Regions from separate parts of the Mus musculus genome. Here region 2 is linked to region 1. Evidence: chromatin loops called from intact Hi-C (ENCODE). Cell type or tissue: heart. All regions are shown on one strand. Each heading gives the region's core, and the rest is flanking DNA. Links, peaks and the distances in the headings are about the cores only.

Evidence for each region. Peaks named below come from ENCODE experiments on the same cell type or tissue, not always from the same donor. Only the 100,000 strongest peaks of a DNase experiment are listed, where the experiment ranks them.
Region 2: it touches region 1 in a loop (2.5-fold over the local background); 2 of 42 quality-filtered maps call a loop at or near these places.

The regions. Positions count from the first base shown.
Region 1 is chr3:88,548,907-88,557,599 of GRCm38, reverse strand. Lamtor2 (late endosomal/lysosomal adaptor, MAPK and MTOR activator 2) reads left to right here and starts at 4,649. Exons shown (of 4, transcript NM_031248.4): 1 at 4,649-4,804; 2 at 5,083-5,245; 3 at 6,815-6,904; 4 at 7,596-7,781. The coding sequence starts at 4,737. The coding sequence ends at 7,652. Ubqln4 (ubiquilin 4) reads right to left here and starts at 3,884. Exons shown (of 11, transcript NM_033526.2): 1 at 3,688-3,884; 2 at 2,111-2,262; 3 at 1,608-1,810; 4 at 681-943. The coding sequence starts at 3,795. In heart, for the core only: CTCF peaks have their summits at 3,747 and 3,964; DNase peaks (open chromatin) are centred at 1,639, 2,169, 3,869 and 4,559; H3K4me3 peaks cover 3,796 bases; H3K27ac peaks cover 2,712 bases.
Region 2 is chr3:89,172,892-89,181,584 of GRCm38, reverse strand. It overlaps Gm45927 (predicted gene, 45927), which reads right to left. Exons shown (of 19, transcript NM_001310017.1): 6 at 8,042-8,208; 7 at 7,294-7,388; 8 at 6,511-6,640; 9 at 6,345-6,427; 10 at 6,114-6,193; 11 at 5,850-5,940; 12 at 3,518-3,595; 13 at 2,362-2,490; 14 at 2,148-2,268; 15 at 1,205-1,333; 16 at 697-856; 17 at 309-410. The coding sequence starts at 8,195. It overlaps Clk2 (CDC-like kinase 2), which reads right to left. Exons shown (of 13, transcript NM_007712.4): 7 at 8,042-8,208; 8 at 7,294-7,388; 9 at 6,511-6,640; 10 at 6,345-6,427; 11 at 6,114-6,193; 12 at 5,850-5,940; 13 at 4,498-5,191. The coding sequence ends at 5,006. Scamp3 (secretory carrier membrane protein 3) reads right to left here and starts at 4,194. Exons shown (of 9, transcript NM_011886.3): 1 at 3,928-4,194; 2 at 3,518-3,595; 3 at 2,362-2,490; 4 at 2,148-2,268; 5 at 1,205-1,333; 6 at 697-856; 7 at 309-410. The coding sequence starts at 3,993. It overlaps Gm16069 (a long non-coding RNA gene), which reads left to right. Exons shown (of 3, transcript XR_003954659.1): 3 at 672-735. In heart, for the core only: no CTCF peak of the experiment used is centred there; a DNase peak (open chromatin) is centred at 4,124; H3K4me3 peaks cover 3,131 bases; H3K27ac peaks cover 1,779 bases.

The DNA of each region.
Region 1 (8,693 bases), core at 456-8,455:
ACAAGCAAAGAAGAAACAAGAAGAAAGAAAAGTTAAATAAATTTAGGGATCTCTATCTCTTTCTCCCCTCTATTCTTTTTTCTCTCCTATCTAGTGTTAGGGGATAAAACTGGGGTGTAGGGGGAATGGAGCCAGGGGTGGAGGGTGGCAATAAGGAAAAGAAGAACCCACAAAGTAGAAAACTCCAACTACACACTGTCTAAAAAATAAAGAAAAAGAAAAGAAAAGAAAAGAAAAGACAAGAAAAGACAAGACAAGACAAGACTATGATTTCCACTGGTGTCCTCCACCAGGCATGTTCAGCTGCTGTGTTCCCAAACACTGTCTGGACCTTCCTACTGAGGGTTCTTGGCCTCGAACATTATTTTTTTCTTTCCTTGGTTCATATACAGTCTTCCTTTGGGTCTTAGCTTAGTGACACTTGTAGGAGACCTTCTATAAGCCCCAGAGCAGGGTTGGAGCCCTTACTATGTTCCTAAGGCATCATTATGTCCAGCACTGCCTGCACATCTGTCCCACTTGGCTTAGGGTCAAGGAGTTCCTGACCCATGTCTGTTCATAACCATATCAAGTGTTCAAAGCACACCAGCTCAACTCAATGAACAAGAAGAAGGAGCAAACCGGAAGTTCAGAACAGCCAACACCAGCGTCCGCCCTCCCCAGTCTTCTCCCAGACCCACCTGCCTCATGAGCTCTGGGTTGTTGAGCATGTGGCTGATCTCGGGGTTCCTCTCCATCAGCTGCTGCATCTGGGGATTAGCCATGATCATGTGGCGCATCAGATCAGGGTTTGACATCATATCCTGGACCAAGGGGTTCTCCATGATCTGCGACAGCATCTCAGGATTGGACATGAGCTGTCTCTGCATCTGTTGCTGCAGCTCCATAAAGTTGGCGGAGCCCAGGCCCAGGCTGCCCAGTCCCAGGATGCCTCCGAAGCCAGCTGTGGGAAGGAGCAGGGTCAGAGTCTCCCTCTCAGACCCTTCCAAGATCCAGCAGACTTTCCAAGATAGACCCTAATTGCTTCTGACATGTCCCTCCCTCTTCAGTCACTCCCACAACTCCAGGAAAGAGACCTCTATAAAGGCAGGGGGCAAGCTAAGCATAGCATTGAACAGAAGTAGACCCACCTTTCTCCATTCCCCTCTTTACCCAGGACTCCCCTCCCCCAACGCCATCTTTCCTTTTGTTCCTGAACTTGAGTCCATCTCTGAAATCATGGAAACCATCATAAGGGCTGGTGAGATGGCTCAGTGGGTACGAGCACCCGACTGCTCTTCCAAAGGTCCAGAGTTCAAATCCCAGCAACCACATGGTGGCTCACAACCATCTGTAAGGAGATCTGACTCCCTCTTCTGGAGTGTCTGAAGACAGCTACAGTGTACTTACATATAATAAATAAATAAATCTTTAAAAAAAAAAAAAAAAACCATCATAAACCGATCATTCATTCCCCACCCCAGCTTGGCTTAAGTTCCAACATCTGGAAGAGTGACTACGGTCATGGGACTAGGACTAGGGATCAGGGACCATTCTTCTTCTTTATCTTTGTGCACCCCACTCCCCTGGCCAATACAAAATTATGCTCTCCCCCGCTAAAGGCTTACAGAGGATCGATGCAGTAGCACTTGAGGGCCCCTCTGCAGCCACTGGAGAGGGCCCCCCTCCACTGCCAGCATCTGAAGTTGTATTGCCAGAGCTGCAGGGCTGGACAGGGGCGGCGGCAGGTGAGGCAGGCGTGGTGGAGGGTGCAGAGGCAGAGTCAGGAGTGGATGGAGGAGAAGCAGCAGCAGTCACTGGATCTTGAGCCCTGAGGACAAAGAGTAGGGAAACCTGGCTGGAGTGTGCACAAGTGACAAGGTGGCCTTGGACTGACAGCTCAAGCCACCTCCTAAGCAGCCTTGTTCCACCCTTACCCCAGGCTAGCAGGATGCTGGGGAGAGGGATGGTATCAGTTATCAACAGTCTCTAAGGCAACCTGGGAGTACTGACAGGCTCCCCCAGAGGTAAGACCTTATCCATCTGTGCCAGGCCTGGCTGCTGAACAGGTGAGAAAGAATGGGAGGTGAGGTCACAATCAGGAGCAAGGGCAGCTCCTGTCTGTACTTACTTCTGAGGGGTTTTGATGACTAGGTGGACTGTGAGCCCATCCTTGATGCCGTGCTGGCTCAGGGTGTCCCCATCCTTGAGGATCTTGCCTGCGAAGATCAGGACCAGCTGATCCTGCTGAGCCTTAAACCTCCGGGAGATCTCCTCCTTGAACTGTGGTCAAGAGGCAGAGATCACTGCAGAGGCCAACTGCGCCCCGCTGCAAGACTTGACCCTCAGTTCTGCCCCTCTAGCTACAAGAATCCATTCAATTAGTTCCATGACACAGTATCCCAACCCTGGAAAGCCCCTGCTGCTATCCACAACAGCAGCTTCTGTCCCACCACCCAATTCTCTGAAAGTGATACCTCACAGAGGCATGGGCAGCCCTCCCCATCCTAAATCCTTCAACTAGCCTTGGGCTCAGGCTGTCTCTCTTCAGCCTTCTCTCTGCTTTTCAGTCCCAGCTTCCTCATCACTATAACAGATAATCTAGAGTATTATTGAGATCTATTGAGGAATCTAGTGTGTTAGTTACCATCTCTACTTAATTAAATTAATTAAATTTAATTAATTAATTAATTAATTAAGAGACAGGGTCTCTGCATGTAGCTCTTGCTGTCCTGGAACTTTCTATGTAGACCTCGAACTCAGATAGATCCACCTGCTTCTACCTCCCCAGGGCTGGGAATTTAAAGATAAGGATCAGAGAAGAGGTAATGTATCCGGGGATATAGGAACTCAGGTCTGGACATCAATGTCTTCATCAGACACATTCTCAATAAGAGCTGTTTTATAATTCAGCTTTTCCCAGGGGACTTAAAATTCTCTAATGAGAGAGCAGCAGTGGTACCAACGGCTACACTGGGGCGAGTTAAATTTTCTAGATTCTATCAGCTCCTCCAAAACACAACACAACACAACACATATTCTAACTATAAACAGTGCACTTGCTAAGCAAAAGATCCCTCTCTTCCAACCAGATGGCCTATTCTAAGCCCCGCCTATGTGCAATTCTGGAGCAGCTTCAAGCAGTGGGGAACACAGGCAATACTCCCTCACTCATTCTATATTATTTTGTTGAGCACCTACTGCGCTCAGCAAATCCTGTAGAGCAGAAAACTGAACTACACAACCGTTTCGATTTGCGACAAGGAGGCTCTGTGGAGAGAGAGAGAGAGGGAGAGAGAGAGAGAGAGGGCACCACCACCACGCGACACTCCCGGGAGAGCATAGCCGCAGCTCGCTCGGGCCGCACGGTGCCTTAGCGCCTGGAACCTCTACCAGTGACCCTGGAGCACACTCTCCTCAAGCCTAGGCTCCAAATGGAGCCCGCAAGCAAGGTGTCCCTTCCTCAAGCTCCCCCACCACGCCCCCAGCCCGGGTAGCGCGGCCAAACCGGCCCCTACCCGCGCCACGCTCCCCGGACTAGCCCTGGCAGGGCGCCCCCTACCCGCTTCTCCCGCCTGTATGCCCCTGGATTCCGCCCCGGCCGGGGGCCCGTCCCCGGCGCCAGGCCGACCCCGAGGTCTCCCTCTCTGCTCTGACCCCCTCGGTGCGCTGCTCCCGCCCTCCTGTCTCCTCCCAGCCAGATACTACCTCCTTGACCGAGGCTTGATCGCAGATCACGATCTCCTCCTTGTCCTTGGGGGTCTTGACGGTGACCCGAATCTGGGGCCTCGTCTCAGCCCCACTCGGCTCCGCCATGCCGCCGCCCGGCCGCCCGCCAGCCCGTCCGGCTCCTCCTCCTCCTCCTCCCGGCCCGCCCGGCCCGGCCCGACTCCGGGGCCTCCAACTCCCCCTCCCGCCCCTCCCCAAGGCTCCGCCGCCCACTCCGGACAGCCGCAGCCACAGCGCCCCGGGCGGCCTGGGGGAGCACTGCAGCTGGGGCGGCCCAGGCCCGAGCAGGGTGCGCAGCTGGCCCGGGCCGGACAGCGCGGAGGGCGGGAGATTCAGGGCCGCCTGCGGCTCCCTCCTGTTCGGACAAAGGACTTTCGTTGTCGCCGTCTTATCTCCGTTCCCTGGGGTCACTTGGTTTTCTTGAGAGGCCTGGGTTCGTTCCTGGTTCAGGACGTCCTTAAGACCTCTGCGGATTCGAGCAGTCGTGGCCTCCGGGGAACCGCCCCGAGGGAGCCATTAAGGACGGTTTCAGAGACCTGGAGTTTGCCTACGTGGCTTCTCTGAGCCTTGGGAGTAAAAGAGCAAGACCCCACAGAATTGTGACTAGCGTACAATATTGCTTTAAAAAATGGTCAAGGATGTGCCTAACAGATAGATTTATTATTAGATTGCGATTGACCAGTAGGCACGAAGGCGTCCTTCGCGTGGAAGATGTTAAAAGTATTTCCACCGTTGCCACTGTCCTTGCGCTCCCGCTCTCCCCCCCCCCAACTCCACAACCACATGGTCCCACTGGAACGCTGAACTATGGTTCCCAGAATTCCTTGAGCGATCACATGAAACTACGATTCCCAGAGGCCCTCGCGCGGGGCGGGAATTGGGCCAGAGCCTCAGTAGATGGGCCCGGTGACTACAACTCCCAGGCGCCTCGTAGCTGGGCTCCTGGGCCACCGGAAGCGACTGAGGGAGAGCAAGAGGCTGCGACTGTAGGGGTGTGTTGGTGCAGGTCAGGGTTAAGAGACGCAGGCATGCTGCGTCCCAAGGCTTTGACGCAGGTGCTAAGCCAAGCCAACACTGGAGGAGTCCAGAGCACCCTGTGAGTGAACAAGAACCCAAGCAGCGAGCGCTGGAATGGGGCGGCGCGCGGCTGTCTGCAGTAGGGGTAGGGAAGAGCCCTACGCCGGGAGGTGGCTAATGTTGCAAGCTGCAGCTTCGGAAACCCTGCTTGAGGGCTTCCTCGGAAAGGGAAATGGACAGTTGATTAGCGTGTTCCTGGATTCTTGCTTCCTAAAAGCGCCAGTAGCTGGAATTGGGATAGGAACTCAGACCTTTCACTCTTCCTGAGTTTGTTGATATCCTTCCCATTCTTGCCAGGCTGCTGAATAATGAGGGATCGCTGCTGGCCTACTCCGGTTATGGGGACACAGATGCCCGGGTCACTGCGGCCATCGCCAGTAACATCTGGGCCGCGTATGATAGGAACGGGAACCAAGCGTTTAATGAAGACAGTCTCAAATTTATCCTGATGGACTGCATGGTATGGAGTAAAGTAGGCTGACTTCGAACTTGCAATGATTATCCTGCTTCTGCCACCTCAACCCTGAGATTGCAGGTGTGCACCATCGCACCTTGCCAAATAAAACATAGATATTAAAAAAGGAAGTGAGAGTACGGTGCTGGCCTATGTGAGGGTCCATCTCAGTGAAAAGGAGACATTTGTTAAAAGATCCGAAGGACGATAGGAAAGGGGAAGAGAATTAAGCCATACAGCAATCATTTGGGGAAATATTTCTAACAGTGCTTGCTATGGTGGCTTATGCCTCTAGTTCAGTACACGAGAGACTGAGGCAGGCTCTCTTCGAGTATTTGTTTTCTTTCTTTCTTTTTCTTTTTTTGTTTTTCGAGACAGGGCTTCTCTGTGTAGTCCTGGCTGTCCTGGAACTCACTCTATAGAATCAGGCTGAACTCTGAAATCTGCTAGCTTCTGCCTCCCAAGTCCTGGGACTAAAGGTGTACACCACCACCGAGCAGACTTTGCAAGTATTTCTGACAACAGCAATTGCAAAGGGCCGAGGGCGGAGTGAGGCTTGGACAAAGATCAGTAAAGATGGAGCATCACAGAATGGGAAAAGGTTGTCGGGAGAAAGGGCTAAAGTCCTCTGAAGAGTGGCAGTGTGCAGAACTGAAAAAGGTGTTTGCAGTGGGGAAGGCCCCTTGGGAAGCTCTTCACTGTCATGCTGGCAGCCCATTCTTTACACCCACTCTCATTCACACTGGGTACTGAGTCCAGGGCTGGTGTCACTGCAGCCTAGCTAAGCTCTAAGAAATGCTTTTTAAGGGACAGATGTGGAGCTCAGTGGTAGAGCAGTTGCCTAGAGTGTTTGGGATTCTAGAACCCATTCCAAGAAACACAGTTTTTATTTTTGAGTCAGAGGCTAGTATACACACTGGAGCAAGTTCTGTGAAACATCACTTCTCTCACATAGATGTGCCATGACATTTTTATTGTTATTTTCAAATGTTGACCCACCCTAATTGATCCCCATTTTGAAAAGTTACACCATAGGAAAAGAAGAGACATAAGTTGGGTTGTGTGTGTGTGGGGGGGAGTTGTTTTTACCTTTTTAAGGTTTGTTTTATTCTGTATGTATGAGTTGCTTTGCCCAGGTGGTATATATGTGCCCCATGTGCATGCATGATGCCCCCAAGGAGGCTGAAAGAAGGCATTGGAGCCCCTGAACTGCTGTTATAGATGATTGTGAGCACAGTGTTGGTGTTGGGATTCGAACTCAAGCCTACTGCCAGAGCAGCATACGAGTTGGGTTCCTGGTCCTGACCTGCTGAGACAGTTCTCGGCATTAGAGAAGAGAACCCCAAGTTCTGGAAGACTTGGTTTCCCAGGATAGCTTGGTTAGCACATGGCTCAGCTGAGGCTGGAATCCAGTTTCAGACCCCCATGTCTTAAATGCTGGGCAGAGCTCCTAGCTGAACTTCCTGCTCTGCTAAGCTTGGGAGACAATGTCACTAGGACCAGAGGAACCCTGGGGAAGGCAGGAACTAAGGATGTCAAGCAGAATGCCCCAAAGTATCATGTCCTTCCCACCAGGAGGGCCGTGTAGCCATTACGAGGGTGGCCAACCTTCTGCTATGTATGTATGCCAAGGAGACCGTAGGCTTCGGAATGCTCAAGGCTAAGGTGAGTATATTCCTCTGTTATAAACTTTCTGGGCTGTAACATCTATGCATGCCCTTGCTCTGAATAAAGGACATGGAGACTTTAATTAGGTTTATTATGAGCTTTGGGCACTATAGCTGGGCAGATTCTCAACTATTCTAACCCAACCATATTGGCTTGGCCTATGTCCATGACCCATTACCTGTCCATCTTAGTCATGTCCTGGTACCTGCTTCCTCATCTTTGTCCAGCTGGCAACTCCTCTCCCAGAATTCCTATCTCTTCCTGGAAGTCCCACCTCCTACTTCCTGCCTTTGCTTTTTAATAAGCTGATCAAAAGGTGAGCGAGAGTGTTTACAAAATATGTAGCCAAATGAAACCAAATGAACCAAAGTCCAGTCTGCATTAAACTCTGCTGGCACAGAAATCGGCATTTGAATAATAATACAAAGATGATCTTTACATAGGGCGCAATATCATCATCCCAGCACTGATCCAGCCTTAGTTCCTGTTCACTGTGTTCCTTACATGTCCCTCCCCTCTCTGGAGTTCTCATAGCTCCTCACTCCATGTCTAGGATGGGCTAAAGAGCAGTGGGGGTGGGCTGGGGGGGGAGTTGGCTGCTAAGTGTGGCGTGGGGAGCCAGCGTGGTTCAGGGATCCGTCTAAGCATAAGCGATGCATGGACTGACTGTGCTCCTGCCTCCTTGCAGGCCCAGGCCCTGGTGCAGTACCTGGAGGAACCCCTCACCCAAGTAGCAGCATCATAACAGCGTGATGGAGGCTGGAGTAGAAAAGGGATGATGATCTGGAGGGAGGGGCGGGGCCCTAGAAACGCCATATCGGGCGAGGTACAGGAAGGGGGGGTTGCTTTTTTCTGAATAAATTTTCAACTCTTACCTGTGTCTCACCTGCTTTCTTGGGAGGAAAGTGTGGAGTGGTTTCCTCGGGAGGATTCCCCTCTCCTGCAAAGGTGGGCTCTCTCATTCCCCATCACCAAATCTCTCAGTGGTTCTTGGCAGGGCTGCCCAGTGCCCTTGGCTTCTCCAGTGCTGTGTCTCATCATACTCCTAATTGCTTTTTTTTTCCATTAATTTATATGTTTATTCTATTTACATTGCAAAAAGCTCCCTTCCCATCCTCCCAGAATTGCTTTTCTTTAAACAATTTGTTTTTTGGTTTTTGTGAGACAGGATTTCTCTGTATAACCCTGGCTGTCCTGGAATTCACTTTGTAGACCAGGCTGGCCTCCAACTCAGAAATCCGTCTGCCTCTGCCTCCCAAGTGCTGGGATTAAAGGTATGTGCCACTACACCCGTGTGAAAAAATTGTTTAGGTTATTTTATGTACATGAGTGTTTTGACTGTTTGTGTGTCTGCACTTGTGCCTGTAAAGGGCATCAGATATCCCTGAAACCAGAGTTAGCAGGTGGCTGTGAGAGAGCTATGCTGAGAACCTAACCAGGGTCTTCTGCAAGAGCAGCGGTGCCCTTAGCTGCTGAGCTCACTCAACCCTCAGAGCAGAATCTCACCCGCCCGTTTTGCAGCACCTGGGACTGATCTAAAGGAGCAAATGCCTGTTCTTGCTGGACACAGAAAATAGAGGTCACCCTTTCTAATTTAAGGAGTGCTCCTGCTCCTTTCCCTACCTTTTCATGATCCTCTCTGCAGCATTTGTTTTAATTTAAAAAAAAAAAAATCGTGTGTGAGCACAGCAGACTCCTCTGCATTGCCTTTACTTATTTACTGTTTGCGTACATGACGCGTGGATAGGTGTGTCCCACATACAAGCATGGCAGTCAGAAGATTGAC
Region 2 (8,693 bases), core at 454-8,453, 620 kb before region 1:
AGGGCTACACAGAGAAACCCTGTCTCAAAAAAACCAAGAAAAAAAAAGAGAGAGAGAGAAAGAGATCCTTCTCACTTCTGGGCACTCCCTTGATCTTTCGTCCATTGTGACATGGCCTCTCCAGGAAAATTAATTTTCAGCCTCTGCCTGTCTACTGCTGTCTTGGCTCTAGCCATAGAGTGCCCTGACTTCAGTTACATTAGTCTTTCCCAAGGAAAAGACCCACATGACCCTTAGTTGGACAACCCCATTAAACTGAGTTGCCCAATGTGTGAGGAAGGGCTGAGGACGAATGGTAGCTCACACACCTGAAGCCCCACCCTGGGATGCCAATGGCCTGGAGGACAAAGAACACATCCTGGACGAAGAAAATGAAGAAAAAAACGAAGAAATTGAATGAACTATCACTCCTGCAAAGAGAAAAAAAGCAAGTGTGGGAGAATTAGAAAATGAGGTTCAGAGCAGCTCCCATCACCTCTCACTGCATCTCACTGTAGCCCTTCTCTCATCACCTCACTGCATCTCACTGCAGCCCTTCCTCCCATCACCTCTCACTGCATCTCACTGTAGCCCTTCTCTCATCACCTCACTGCATCTCACTGCAGCCCTTCCTCCCATCACCTCTCACTGCAGCCCTTCCTCCCATCACCTCTCATTGTATCTCATTGCAGCCCTTCCATCACCCCTTTCACTTACCGGAAAGCCTTATACATCGGGCGGTACCAGCAGACAAAGGAGCAGGGAGTGAAAAGGAGCAGCCAGAGCATAGACAGCCCAAAGCCTGAGCCACTGCCGGTGTCCACACAGAACCTGGCCAGGCAGGCGAAGAAGTTCAGGAGAAGAGCCAGAGTGCTGCCTGAGGGGCAGAGAGGAACAGGGCATAGTGAAGGGACCCTCTGGACTACAGCGAAGCCTGTCACATATACCTGCCCAATGGCCCTCATCAAATGTGGCAGCAGAGAAAGAAGATCAACCCCACAGATGAGGCATGGGCTCCTTGCAAAAACCTTGAAAGAATTCAGAATGCATTTATGCATGGTGACAGAGGGAAGGGGCAGGCTAAGAACATACATAAAATAAGAAAGAATAGTCTACAGATTCTTGAATAGATGCTAATAAGTGTCTTGCTCTCAGAGTTGTGTTGTGGGGCATTTAATAGATTAATCTGTAATGTCTGTCTCCCAAAAAGTTTTCCTACACTTACACATCCAGAGGTAGTACATGGTGGACACCGTCTTCTGAAATTCTTGGGGTATCTCCATAGAGATGTCTTGGAAAAAGCAAGGCTTTACAGGGCAAAAAGACGGTAGGGGAGGCCAGTTGTTCTGTCGAGCTGTAAGGCACAAAACCAGGAAAACATCAAATATCAATGCAAGTCAATCAGAGCCACACTCACCTCTTCCTCCACTCCTGTCTTCTCAATCCCAGGTAAAAAGAGGCAAATAGTGGACAGCAGCAGGCATGGGATGCATGCCTGCAGTCCCACACTGTGGAGGCTGAGGCAGGAGGTCAGAGAGGCCCAGCCCAGCCTGGTCTACACAAGACTCTTTGAAGACAAAACAAAGAACAACAAAGAAGCAACAGTAAGCAAAGAGTTACTACTCGAAACATCTGAGGCTCCCAAGAACCTTGCCCAGGTTGATTTTATTCAGCCCTCACAATTCCTCACTTTGTAAATTGAGAAGAACATTCTAGAAAATAGGAACCTGAAGTGTTCACTCTAAAGTCTCAATGGTTGGAGTGCGTATCAGTGGGTTGGGGCTGAGACACCCCAAGGGTGTCTACCGCCCAAAGGGCTACAGAGAAGGCTCAGTGATCAGAAACATTTGCTGCTCTTGCAGAGGCCCAGAGCTGGTTCCCAGGACCCACATGTGGGCTTACAGCAGCCTGTAACTGCAGCCCCAGGGCATCTGTGGCCCTCTTCTGGTCTCCATGGACACGACATACATATGCTGTGCTGATATACGTGCAGGCAAAACACTCATACGCATAAAATAAAAATATTATAAAGGAGCCTTTTAAAAACAACCCATTCTGTTGTGAGCCCATGGCTAAGAAGTGTCAACTATAACTAAACTCGAATTTAACAGTGTGACTGAGGACCCCATGCTCCTTCTAATCTGTCACCCTAACCAGGCCTCACTTACTGCCTGCACCACCCAGGGCGACATGCTGCAGTTCTCGCTCCCGGCGGTCCAACTCCTCTGCCTTGCGGTTGAGTTCCTCCTGCTTCTTCAGCAGCTCAGCAGTGGCCGCTGCAGCTGAGGCCTACCCAGCATATGAGAGGCGGCATGAGAGAGGCAGGCGTGACCTTGAGGCCCAGCCCTGACTCTTCTCCCACCACCCACACACACTCTTTACCTGGGTGCTGTAGGAGCCGTAGTTCCTGGGCTCTGTGGGGCTGAGCTTTCTTGAGGACTGTACAGAGGGAGCTGAGGGTGGCGGTAGAGGTGCTGGGGCTGGAGCAGGAGGCTCGTAGGCTGGTGGGGGCTGCTGGAGACAAGCCTTAGACATCACCTAGTCCCTGTAACTCAGTCATCTAGTCTGTGTGCAAGCATTACCCAAGTCAGCAGCATATCCCTACAAGTTGGGAACCTCGTTGGGTTTTTTGGTTTTGTTTTTGAGAAGACAGGCACGTGGGTTGATCTCAATCTTACAATCCTCCTGCCTCAGGCTAAGCACTGGGATTGACAGCTCTGTGCCACGTTCCTAAGCTACTTATGTAAGTTGGGCAACTCCATCAGAGCTGCAGCAGTCCTGTGCAGCCTCTTACATCCAATGCCATCAGCAATTATCCACATCTAACTTTTCTAATTTTTAAAATTACATTTACCTATTGTGTGTGAGTTCATGTGTGTGTGTACACTCTCTCATGGTATGCACATGGAGGTCACATGACAACTTATAGGAGTTTGTTCTCGCCTTCATCACCTTCTTGGGGGACTGGCTGAAGTCAGGTTTTAGTCTAGGCTGCAAACTGAGCCTTTACCCATTAATCCATCTGACTCTTTGTTTTTTGAGGCAGGGTCTCACATGCCATCATGGTCTCCAACTTGTTACTAGCTAAGGGTGACTTCTTATACACCTGCCTCTACCTCTCAAATGCTAGGATTATATACTCGGGCCACCATACTGGGTTCATGTAGTGCTGAGGGCTAGGGTAGTGCACTTGGTAGGCAACACTCGACCAACTGAGCTACATCCCCACAGCTCCCCCACACCCTTACTTTCTTTTACTGCCCTCCTCATATGCCCTCTGATCGCACGGGTTTCTCAACTATGACTAGCCCCAACCTTGATGCTCTTCAAACAAGTCTTCCCTGGACCGACTTCTTTAACTCAAAACTAGATGACCCTTTTGTCCGAGATTAGGTTTGGCTTGGCTAACGTCTCTCGGGAAGCTAAAAGCACACCACTTCATCATTTGGTTGCATTAACAAAGTCCCCAGGATGCTCAGACAGAGCTCATGGTACACTCGGCTTTCCCTGCTCTTCTGTGCTCCCTCTAATTGCTCACCTCTCGGTTCTCAAAGGGGTTGTAGACGTCCAGCGTGGCATACTGCTGGCTGGGTCGGTGCTGGATCACAGCTGGGTCCTGAGAGCAGAGACGGGGCTCAGCGGGCAATCGGTGTCAAAGGAATTCCTAGGAACTTCCCGAAACTGCTCGTGGTTCCAAGTACTGAGCCTTTGGTGCCACGCCGTTGTTCCCAACATTTGCCTTCAAGTCTATCACTCTACATAGCTAGAACCCGCTCATTAAAGGGGCAGAGCCCGCAACCCTTTAGCTCCCCATGTTCACTGGTCTCGAGCTACCGCCACCTTCACATAGCGACACTTCTACCCTGGGTCAAAAGTCACAAATGGGAATAGCATTCCGACCCCACAGAACAGTATGCAGACTGGCCAAAGAAGGCCGGCGCAAATCACCTGAAAGGGATTGTCAAGCTCGCCGGAGTCGGGGAATGGATTCCCGGTGTCTCTGCTCTGAGCCATGTTTGCAAGTGAACCCGGCCGCCCCTGCCCTACACGCCCCTGCCCCGGCAGTACGGCGGTGGCGGCCCAAAGAACTCCCTCCGGTGTGCTTGGTCCACTCGCTTCCCTGTGCTCCAATTGGTTGAAACAACCGGAAGAGTCGCGAAGATTCCCGCAGCAGCAGTGGACTGCGCCTGCGCCTCAGTTGGGGGGGGGGGAGGAAAAAAAAACCCAAAAGCGGGAAGTACCGCACGTGATATCCCTAAGCCAGTCTCCGCAGCCCAGAGTCACACTTCCTCCACGTGACTTCCTAGCAGGCATGAACTACATATCCCAGGTAGCTTCATGTTAAGCAGCTCAGAAGGTATCTTTGCGCACAGGTTAGTGGCGGGAAGCTCAGTTTTCTTCACGGGTTTCTGGATCTATTGAAGGGCATAACTTCAAGGCTACTGTCACTATCCATTTATTTACAGGGCCAAAGCTATTTCCTGACATTCACTACTCTAGATCACACAAGTTCTACCTGATTGCATCTACTTTAATTTTTACTACCTCAGAATACAAAGTGCATATAAGTGACTCTAAGTTGGCAGGACAAAGAGGCCTTTATACCCAAATTCAGATGGCTACCAATTATTTCACTCCTTCACCCCAGTACCCTCGAACCTCAAATTCCAGGGATTGGGGGGGGTCAGATGAAGCATGTCATTTTATTTCACAAAGACTGTACAAAATCCCTTATAAAACATGGGGTAGACACCACCTGGTTACGTCATTCTGCCCCCCATCCACCTCCACATGAGGGGCAGATGAGGTTGGGAGAGTGTAAATAGTAGTATATACATGTCAGGGGTTGAATCGATAGGTACAAGTTCTGTCATATTTACACTATTCCACATATTCACAGGTACAAAGGAGCCAGGGGCTGGAGAGAGGGCAAGTTCTGCCTCTGTTCTTTTGTATAAAAAAGCACCAGTGTCCTGGATTGGACACCCACTGCTACACAAGGAGCAGGGGGCCCAAAGCCTAATTGTCACCGACTGATATCCCGACTGGAGTCCCACAACTTGGTGTTGGGTGGCTCAGTCCGAAGGCAGGCGAAGAAAGGATGCTGAAGGGCTTCACCTAAGGTCAGCCGCTTAGCAGGCTCATACTCTAGCATATTTTCAATCAGATCGAAGAGCTGGTGGTGGTCCTCTGCCTCTGAGGTCAGATACCGCTGGTGGAGGGCAGGAAGAAGGTAAGGCAATGCCTTACAAACTTCATTCTCTTTCTTTCCTTTTCAAGACAGGGTCTCACTGTGCAGTCGAGGCTGTTCTGGAGCTACGCACTGCAGCTGACTTGGAACACCTGCCTCGGCCTCACAAGAGCCTCTCGAGTGCTGGGATTGCAGGCCTGTGTCACCTACGACTCCCTGCTTCCTCTAAAGCCCCACTTTTGCTCTTTAGAAAAAGAACCAAAGTTCGGCTTGCATGGAATTTGAAAGCTACCTTATCACAACATTATGTGGTCATAATATTTCTGATATTACAGCTCAACCTACCTTCCCACTAGCACAATTAATCCTTAATATTCTGTTTTACTTGTATATACTTGTCAACCTCATGACTCTTCCTTAGCTCCACATTAAAGTGTAAAGTGTAAGCTTTTCAAAGGTAGTTTATTCTTTTCTGTCTGCTTTCCTCTGGTTGTCTATAGATGAGGTTATCTGTGAACCCTCGATCTCCTCTGTCCACCGTTGACCAAATTATCTTCTTTCAATGTTCCTCCCCCTCCTGCCCTAACCTCCACTTAGAAAATGCACTCCAGGGACCAACCACCCGAAGAAAGAAGCAACCTTTAGATGGTGGACAGTACTTCTCCCTGGCCAGGCTCACCCGCAGAGGTTTGCAGTTCTCACGAACGTAGCGCCCGGCTGAGGTGTTCTCATCCCAATCCAGGCGACCCCGATAAAAATATTTCTGTTTTCTGGAGGGGAAGGGGAGGTTTGTGCATCAGAAGGCTCCATTTCTATAAAACCCTTTCCCTTGTTTACCCAAGTAAGTGGGGGCTAGGGAGATGTCAATGAAAACAAGAAAATGATGCCTAACAGACAAATTCCACGAGGAGAGACGCTCTAGTGCCTCCCGCGTGAGAGTCACCTTGTCTTTCTGATCATCCGAGAAGGGACAGGACCCAGGATCCTTTCCATCATGGCTAGATGCTCTCTGTTGTCATGGGTCTGAGAAACAAAGAGAGCAGAGCATAGGACACAGCAAGGAGCGCTGGAGACTAGTTGCCATATAGACAATATGCCATATAGACAGAGGACTGAGCAGGAATGTCCTCTGCAGACCAAGAAACCCAGCAGCCTGGGATTATCCACCATTTACCTGGAAGAGGGTGAAGCCAACGTAGTACTCAAAGATGATGCAGCCTATGCTCCATACATCGCATGGCTGTGACCAGCCCAACTCTGTAGTGAGGAGGAAGAGGACTAAGATGCCTAGGATATGCCCCCCCACATCCCACACCCTGGGCAGCCCTGAGCTCCCTTACCCAGGATGACCTCGGGGGCTCGGTAATGGCGAGTGGAGACAATGGTGCTATGGTGTTCGTGGTCAAAGGTGGCACTGCCGAAGTCCACCACCCGCACGGCTGTGCTCTTTACACTGCGCTCATCTCGCTTCTAGGAACAAAGCAGATGGGATGACTCTCCATCACACTGGGGCTCAGACACTAAGCTACTTCAGAGTCTGGAAAGGGTAGCCTGTTCCCTTATACCCAGAAAAACTAGGCTCCTAGTATTTTGTTGTTTAAAGCAGGATCTCCTTATGTATCCCAGGCAGGCTTTGAACCTGCAGCAATCCTACCTCAGAGCCTCCCAAGTGCTGGGATACAGGCATATGCCACCACACCTAGCTCTCACAGTAGCGTTTTAAGAGCAGGAAAGGAATAAGACTAAGAAATGGTATGGAATAATGTGGAAGTCTCAAAGTACCAGACCACTAGAGGCAAGTGTCTGGTGTGCTATCTGAAAATATGTCCTGTGTAGCAAAGGGTGAAGAAGACCTTTAGTGCTGATACCTCCAGCAGTCAAGCAATCAGTTTTCCTGCCACACAGAAATGCACATCTCAGAAAGGGAGGGTGGACACTTTCCAAACTGTCTTTCAATTTCAGTCTTCTTAAATGGTTCCCTTTTGACTTATCATTGTGGTACACTGCTTCTACCCAGCTGGAGCCAGACAGGAGGAAATAGTAAAAGGGAAACACAAGAACCAAAAGCCAAGTGGTCCAGAGGTCTGCCCCTCTGGACAGAGGGCAGATCCTGTCCATCTTACCTTCTCTAGGTTGTAGGTGAGTTCGTAGTCTGAATTCACAAACAGAATATTTTCAGGTTTGAGGTCCGTATGTGTCAACTTGTTATCATGGAGGACTGCAGGGGAGAAGGCTAGATCAGGCTTGATCCAGGTGGCTAGAACTAACTGCCAGCAACTGACCCCGTACTGAATACTAAAGACAAAGCTGGTGAGGAGGCAGGCCCAGACTACACTGGGGCTACTTTCTGCACTCCAATCAAATAAAATGGCTGGCCTAAGCACTGCCCTTAGTAATATAAAATGCACATATAGTTCATCTGATAGAAAAGCAGCAGTGTACCTAAGTGGGAGTTTTTTTTTGGTCTTACGGTTGATCTATGTGACTGCCTAATGATGCAGAGAAACAACTACTCTAGATTCTGAAGCTAGTACCTCAGCTCAATGACCCAGGGTTCTTGCATCTGCTGTATAAAGAGCACCTCATTAGACAAACCTAAGACTCTAGCAAGAACACCTCTGTGCTTGTTGTACAGTACTTTTCCAAAAAAGGATGAGGAAAAGACACTAAGTGCTATGGGTTTGCAGTAAGAGCAACTGGTGATATTAAAGATGTCAGTCAAGGTGGTAAGTCGGAGGAGGAGCTGCCATGACAGCAGCAGGTGTGAGAGTGAGCTGACTGCGTAGGGGCATGCCTAGCTCACAAGTACACACAAGAGGCCTGATGGAGGAAAGGGCTGCCCCAGAGTTCGCCTCAGCCCACCCCACTCACACTTGACGGCCTGGCAGAGCTGGAAGGCCATGTGGCGCACTTGGTGGATGGGGTAGGGCAGGTAGTTGTTGTCTTTGAGGAAATCGAAGGTGCTAAGGCCCAGAAGCTCAAAGGAGATACACATGTGGCCATGGTAGTCAAACCAGTCAAACATCTGGACACAGAGGCTGGGGAGAGACAGGGGAAGTTGGATGTCTAATAAGTTCCCAAAACCCAGCACCCCACCAAAATGAAAGTCTGTATGGTTGTTGATTCTACAGTCGTACAAAAACATGCTAGCTAATGTCTCTGATAAGGACTAGGAATGTAGGTAAGTTGGCAGAGTGCCTACTTAGCATGCAGAAGGCCCAAGTTCAATCTGCAGCATTCCATATAACAATTATGATGGCATGAATCTGTAATCTCAGCATTTGGGAGTTGGAGGCAGGAGAATCATAAATTCAAGATTATCCTCGACTACATAGTAAGTTTGAAGATGTTTGCCTGGGCTACATGATACCCTGTCACTTAAAAAAAAACAAACAAACAACCAAACAAACAAACAAACAAAAACAATTAAAATCATCAACAAAATTCAGGTCATCTAGAGAAGGACCAAAAAGCGCTACCTGACAAATTCTCCCAAACACATTCTTGTACTATTCTTCTTGTA